2 separate regions of the Homo sapiens genome follow, and region 1 is linked to region 2. A link is a contact called in ENCODE Hi-C data. All regions are on one chromosome and are shown on one strand. The core of a region is the stretch at or near the end of the contact, and the rest is flanking DNA. Distances in the headings are between cores, read along the strand shown. Region 1 overlaps LOC105376136 (a long non-coding RNA gene). Region 2 has its middle 15 kb from the start of CDK20.

Region 1 (3,291 bases), core at 572-3,071, 1.3 Mb after region 2:
GATTTTAAAAAAATGTGTTATGTTTTCTTTTCTTTTTCTTATTTTTTTATTTTAAGACAGAGTCTCACTCTGTTGCTCAGGCTGGAGTGCAGTGGCATGATCATAGCTCACTGCAGCCTCAACCTCCTGAGCTCAAGTGATTGTCCCGCCTCAGCCTCCCAAGTTGCTGAGACTACAGGTGCATGCTACCATGCCTGGCTAATTTTTTTTTTAATTAGAGACAAGATTTCACCATGTTGCTCAGGCTGGTTTTGACCTTCTGAGTTCAAACTATCCTCTCACCTCAACCTCCTGAAGTGCTGGGATTATAGTCATGAGCCACGGCGCCCCAGACCTTATTTTCAAAAGATATATTTTTCTTCATTTCTCCTTGAACTTGGAGGGAACACTGCCTCAAAAGAAGTACATTAACAACATTGGCTAAACCTTCTAAGTCGTCTAAATTAGGAAAGGATCGGTTGGCCTTCAGGTTACATTTATTAGAATGACTCACTGAAGGGAACAAATATTTCAAAAGATAAAATGTAATTTTCAATTTAGTGAATTAAAATGCAACCACGTGTAATCTGAACTCACCCACATGATCAGTGTACAGAAGAGCTTTTGATCTGTATCATGTTGTTGAAAATTCATTAGAGGCCACGCAAGCATTTCTACTTGTTGGTTGTATCATCCTGTTGGCAGGAAGACAGCTAGCACTGAGGCCAAGGGCTGTGGAGGACAACAAGTAGTGACCAGGAATGCATATCATCCTATCTGCTGTTTCCAGTCCTCATTCTCACTTTTGTCAGGATTTCCATCTGTCCTCAGAAATCAGGAAGAACCAGCATCAGGGCAAAGAGTTCAGGGGCAGTATGCAAAGCTTTACTAGTTGACATGGACATTAATGTTGGAGAGGGAACCTGTGGATCTCCTCATTTCCCTTCTCGATCGCTGTTGACTATATTCCAAGGCTAACAAAAGGTTTGCAAGACAAAATCTTGAGGACAAACCTTAAGTCTGTTAAAGTCACAGTCATGACATTTCTCAAAGTGTGATCCAGTGAACATCCACAACCCGAAATCACATGGGGTGCTTATTAAGAATGCGGGTTTTCAGGTTCTGTTAAATCAGAATCCCTCGGGGGCGGTCCCCAGGAACCTGCATTTGTAACAAATCCTTTGGGTGGTTCTGGCACATACTAGGGTTGAGGCTTCATGATCGTTTGCTATGGTGTGAATGTGTCCGCCAAAATTCAGGAGTTGGAAAATTAATCCCAGTGCAGCAGTGTTGACGGGTGAAGCCTAAATGGGAGGTGCTTAGGTCATGAGGGCTCTGCCCTCATGAACAGATTAATGTGGTTCTAAAAAGGACTTGCAGAAGTGCGTTCTCTCTATTCTGCTCTTCTGCAATGTGAGGAGAGTTTTTGCCCTTTTGCCCTTCTATCTTCTGCCACGTGAGAACGCAGCAAGGCTCTCATCAGATGCTGGTGCCTTGATCTTGGATGCCCCAGCCTCCAGAACTGCAATAAATTTCTGTTCTTTATAGATTTCCCAGTGTCAGGTATTTTGTTATAGCAGTATGAAACAGGTCAAGACTTTCTCAATCTTTACAGCATAACTGATCAGGCGCAGTGGCTCACGCCTGTAATCCCAGTGAGAGGTGACAGTGTGCTGGCAGTCCTCACAGCCCTCTCTCGCTCTGGGCGCCTCTTCTGCCTGGGCTCCCACTTTGGCGGCACTTGAGGAGCACTTCAGCCCACTGCTGCACTGTGGGAGTCCCTTTCTGGGCTGGCCAAGGCCGGAGCCCGCTCCCTCAGCTTGCAGGGAGGTGTGGAGGGAGAGGCGCGGGTGGGAACTGGGGCTGCGCGCCACAGGCCAGCTGGAGTTCCGGGTGGGCGTGGTCTTGGCGGGCCCTGCACTCGCAGCTGCCGGCCGCCCCTGCCGGCCCTGGGCAATGAGGGGCTTAGCACCCGGGCCAGCGGCTGCGGAGGGTGTACTGCGTCCCCAGCAGTGCCAGCCCACCGGCGCTGCGCTCGATTTCTCACCGGGCCTTAGCTGCCTTCCCGCGGGGCAGGGCTCCGGACCTGCAGCCCGCCATGCCTGAGCCTCCCACCCCCTCCATGGGCTCCTGTGGGGCCCGAGTCTCCCCGATAAGTGCCGCCCCCTGCTCCACGGCACCCAGTCCCATCGACCACCCAAGGGCTGAGGAGAGCGGGCGCAGGGCGCAGGACTGGCAGGCAGCTTCACCTGCAGCCCCAGTGCGCGATCCAGTGGGTGAAGCCAGCTGGGTTGAGTCTGGTGGGGACGTGGCGAACCTTTTGTCTAGCTCAGGGATTGTAAATACACCAATCGGCACTCTGTACCTAGCTCAAGGTTTGTAAACACACCAATCAGCACCCTGTGTCTAGCTCAGGGTTTGTGAACGCACCAATCGACACTCTGTATCTAGCTACTCTGGTGGGGCCTTGGAGACCCTTTGTGTCCACACTCTATATCTAGCTAATCCGGTGGGGAGGTGGAGAACCTTTGTGTCTAGCTCAGGGATTGTAAACGCACCAATCAGTGCCCTGTCAAAACAGACCACTGGGCTCTACCAATCAGCAGGATGTGGGTGGGGCCAGATAAGAGAATAAAAGCAGGCTGCGGGAGCCAGCAGTAGCAAACCACTTGGGTCCCCTTCCACACTGTGGAAGCTTTGTTCTTTCGCTCTTTGCAATAAATCTTGCTACTGCTCACTCTTTGGGTCCACACTGCTTTTATGAGCTGTAACACTCACCGCCAAGGTCTGCAGCTTCACTCCTGAAGCCAGCGAGACCACGAGCCCACCGGGAGGAACGAACAACTCCAGACGTGCCGCCTTAAGAGCTGTTAACACTCACCTGGAAGGTCTGCAGCTTCACTCCTGAGCCAGCGAGACCACGAACCCACCAGAAGGAACAAACTCCGAACACATCCGAACATCAGAAGGAACAAACTCCAGACGTGCCACCTTAAGAGCTGTAACACTCACCACGAGGGTCCACAGCTTCATTCTTGAAGTCAGTGAGACCAAGAACCCACCAATTCCGGACACACCAGCAGTTTGGGAGGCCAAGGCAGGTGGACCACTTGACATCAGGAGTTTGAGACCAGCCTGGCCAATATAGCAAAACCCTGTCTCTACTAAAAGTACAAAAATTAGCTGGGTGTTGTGGCAGGCACCTGTAATCTCAGCTACTTGGGAAGCTGAGGCGGGAGAATCACTTGAACCCAGGAGGCAGAGGTTGCAGTGAGCTGAGATTGCGCTGCTGCACTCCAGCCTGGACAAAGA
Region 2 (3,098 bases), core at 314-2,813:
ATGTTGCCCAGGCAGGTCTTGAACTCATGAGCTCAAGCAATCCACCCACCTTGCCTCCCAAAGCGCCAGTATTACAGGCGTGAGCCACCATCCCTGGCTAGAGGCAGCATTTTGATGACTCAGGTCACCATTGTCATCTACATCGTTTCAGTAGCCCCCGTTTTAAAAGCTCATTATATCTTTCTATGATACCCACTGCTGTTACTTTGTAATGTTACTTTGTAATACCCATCGTTGCATTTGCTTTGTGGTACAAGAAGAGCCTTGATCTGACTGTGTAACTTGTGGCACACCCAAAGGCTGTAAAAGCTGTTTTGGTAACCCATTGTGACATTAGTAGAGGTTCCTGCCTCACATGGGTAAGCAAATGGATGGCCTGTGTAGATATCCCTTAGCATATTCATTGGCTCCTGTCACTGTAGGGGGAGGCCCTTTGAAGTTGATTTGCCAGTTCTGATAATGGCCTTCCTGTGAATTTCTCCTCCCAGGCAGTGAACCCAGTATCTAAATTTCTAGCATGGTACAGTCCCTAATAACCTTGCATAAATGTGTCTCTGCTGGGTTGACTCCTCTGTTAATAATTCCTTTTTGACCGGGCATGGTGACTCACGCCTGTAATCCCAGCACTTTGGGAGGCAGAGGCGGGTGGATCACTTGAGGTCAGGAGTTCTAGACCAGCCTGGGCAACATGGTGAAACCCTCGTCTCTACTAAAAATACTAAAATTAGCCAGGTGTGGTGGCACGTGCCTGTAGTCCCAGCTACTTGGCAGGCTGAGGCACAAGAATTGCTTCAACCCAGGAGGCAGAGGTTGCAGTGAGCCGATATTGCACCACTGCACTTCAGCCTAGGTGACACTGCAAGACTCCATCTCAAAGAAAAATAAAAAATAATAATTCATTTTTGTAACCCCATGATGCCCAAATGCCCTGACCTCTCCTCTTACATGCCCTTGCATGGGATAGGGTAGCTCATCCCAAAGCTCTAGGACTCTGCCTCCTTCAAGAGGCTTATCTGCTGGTATGCTATGGTTAGTTCATCAGCTTTGGTGTTGTGTCATGCCTCTTCCATGTCTTGTCTGGTATGAGCCAAGGTACGGTGCATCAAGGTAGGCAGAATGGGAGCCACTGTAAGTGTTAGTGCAGCATCTTGGCTCTCGAGTAAATACAAATTAATACCAGGCCAAACAGTAATTTTTCTCAGGCAAGTTTTAATGGGCTTGAGCTCAATCAAAGCAAGGGAGCAGTGCCCAGGAAAAGGACCCCAGTGCTACAGCCAAAAAGGGCTCAGCTCTTGTCATTTTAAGGAAGCTGAGGCAGAGAAAGGAATGACATAGAAGCTGTGAGAGTTAAAGAAAGAGGAAAGAAACACAAAAAGTGGCTCAACAGTCAAAGACAGGTTTATTTTGGAGAATGAACCTGAGAGGGGTTTCTGGCCGATTTCAGTCAGGAGCACTCTCTCTTACAGACTAAGAGTATTTAAGTGTTTTAGGGCAAGATAGCTTATCACAGGCTTGGAATGTTTCTGTGTGGAGGAGAAGTTTATTGCGGGGTTTGGAATGTCTCCAGCTGGAGGGGAGGTTATCTCGGGGCTGGCATGTGTCTGGTTGGGGAGGGGTTTATCTTAGGGGTTGGAATGTTTCTGGTTGGAGATGTCATTTGTGATTTATGGTCATGCTGACCTTAGCTGATGCCCTTTGGATTTAGGTGGTTTCTGATCAAGGGGAATTTTAAAATGGTGGTGCTTGTCCAAGATGGTGATGTTCCTGCTCTGTCAGAAGCCTGTTTAGGCAGTTTTCTTTGTGCCTGTACAGTGGGGTGTCATGCCCTAACATACATTGCATAATTAGAAAATGGTAGATAAGCCCCAATTTGGGCAGAGATTTTCGTATTACAGTGAGATTATGAGGAAAACTCAGTGAAAGGTCAGTGCTGAAGTCCATCTTGTCTTCAGCCAACTGGATCTGGTCCAATTCTCATAGGGAATGCCAGAGTTTTGTTTTAGTAAACTTGGAATATGGTCAGGTTCTTATCAGGAATGCTAGAGTCCGGCTTTTAGCAACCTTGGGAGACATCACTTAAGGCAATAAACAGTTTCTTCTATTTGTGGTTAAGAATTCAGCCTGATCAGCTAAGTTAGGAGAGGCTTCCCTTCTGCTATGTGACTTAGGTCAGCTTGTTAAGGGAGGCAAGAAGGTAGGGGAGGGAATATGCCTGGACATGTGAGCCCCATGAGCCTCGGTCTACAAAGACCAAGTCTCTTTCCTATACTGTCTCATAATGATTATTTTCCCTACATCTTTTTACCCTGAATATCTTGGCCTTGTATTTTCCAGCTCTGATATTGCCAAAGTCCCAACCAAGTAGTTAGCTCATTAGCCATTAACCAAGAGTTCATGAAGATAGAAACCTTGGGAAAATGGCGTATCTATTGCTAGGAGTAATGCACATATGGAATGAGTGTCTGAATGGGGTTAAAGGCTGTAGCTCTCCTTGGTCTGAATTCCTTATGCCCTGTGCTCCCTCATCAGTAATGAGAGGCCATTGGTTCTCTTGTTTTGAGATTGCTGACCATCCTCCCTCCAGTCCCCACTAAGCAAGAGGCAGAGGCATTTTCAGGATTTTGGCAAGTTGACCTCAGTGGCAGGGTATGTGGCTATTTTCTCATGGAATGTTACACTCCAGTAGGACTAAATGTGAGTTGATTCTGTAAATACCATTTCCATTGTAGTAAGAAGGTTTCTGTTGCTGATCCAGTTTTACAGTAAGCTTTTTCCATTACCCAGGGCATAATAGGAATCTTGGTTCATAGGGTAAATGGGCTCTGCCCTAGTAAGGGCTTCAATTTTGATAACTAAAAAGCAGAAAATTTGTGGGTGACTGGATACGAAGAAATATGGGAGGAAGGGATGTATTGGTGCCAGAATCCCAGTGTTGATTGAATCCCTTTATTGATGTGGGAGGTTGGAGAGCTAGGAGATTCTCTTTTGCCAAATTGGGAATAGTTTACCTCTCTGAGTTCTAGGTGTAGCCCAACACTTTAACAGGTCAGGAGGGGTCTTGCACCTTATGTGGGGCAACTGTCCATCCCCTCAGTGGG

What was found. Hi-C counts contacts between places; a loop is a spot of excess contacts on that map. Pooled maps may share reads with other maps.
Region 1: a loop to region 2 is called in a map of CD14-positive monocyte, with 5 times the contacts of the local background. The contact joins two enhancer-like sites. A Hi-C loop is called at or near these places in 6 of 168 maps with a recorded cell type or tissue (CD14-positive monocyte, CD4-positive, alpha-beta T cell, CD8-positive, alpha-beta T cell and 3 more), 1 of 37 single-sample maps with no recorded cell type and 8 of 50 pooled maps.

What each region holds. Positions count from the first base shown.
Region 1 is chr9:89,280,615-89,283,905 of GRCh38, forward strand. It overlaps LOC105376136 (a long non-coding RNA gene), which reads right to left. Exons shown (of 3, transcript XR_930101.4): 3 at 1-3,291. Among named protein-coding and RNA genes, the nearest start is that of CKS2, 29 kb to the right of the region's middle. RefSeq lists an enhancer at 1,437-1,955. Within about 2 kb of position 1,822, at least 3 of the 41 ENCODE cell types and tissues checked have a DNase peak (open chromatin) inside an H3K27ac peak, as active enhancers do.
Region 2 is chr9:87,958,432-87,961,529 of GRCh38, forward strand. No RefSeq gene overlaps it. Among named protein-coding and RNA genes, the nearest start is that of CDK20, 15 kb to the right of the region's middle. Within about 2 kb of position 1,564, at least 3 of the 41 ENCODE cell types and tissues checked have a DNase peak (open chromatin) inside an H3K27ac peak, as active enhancers do.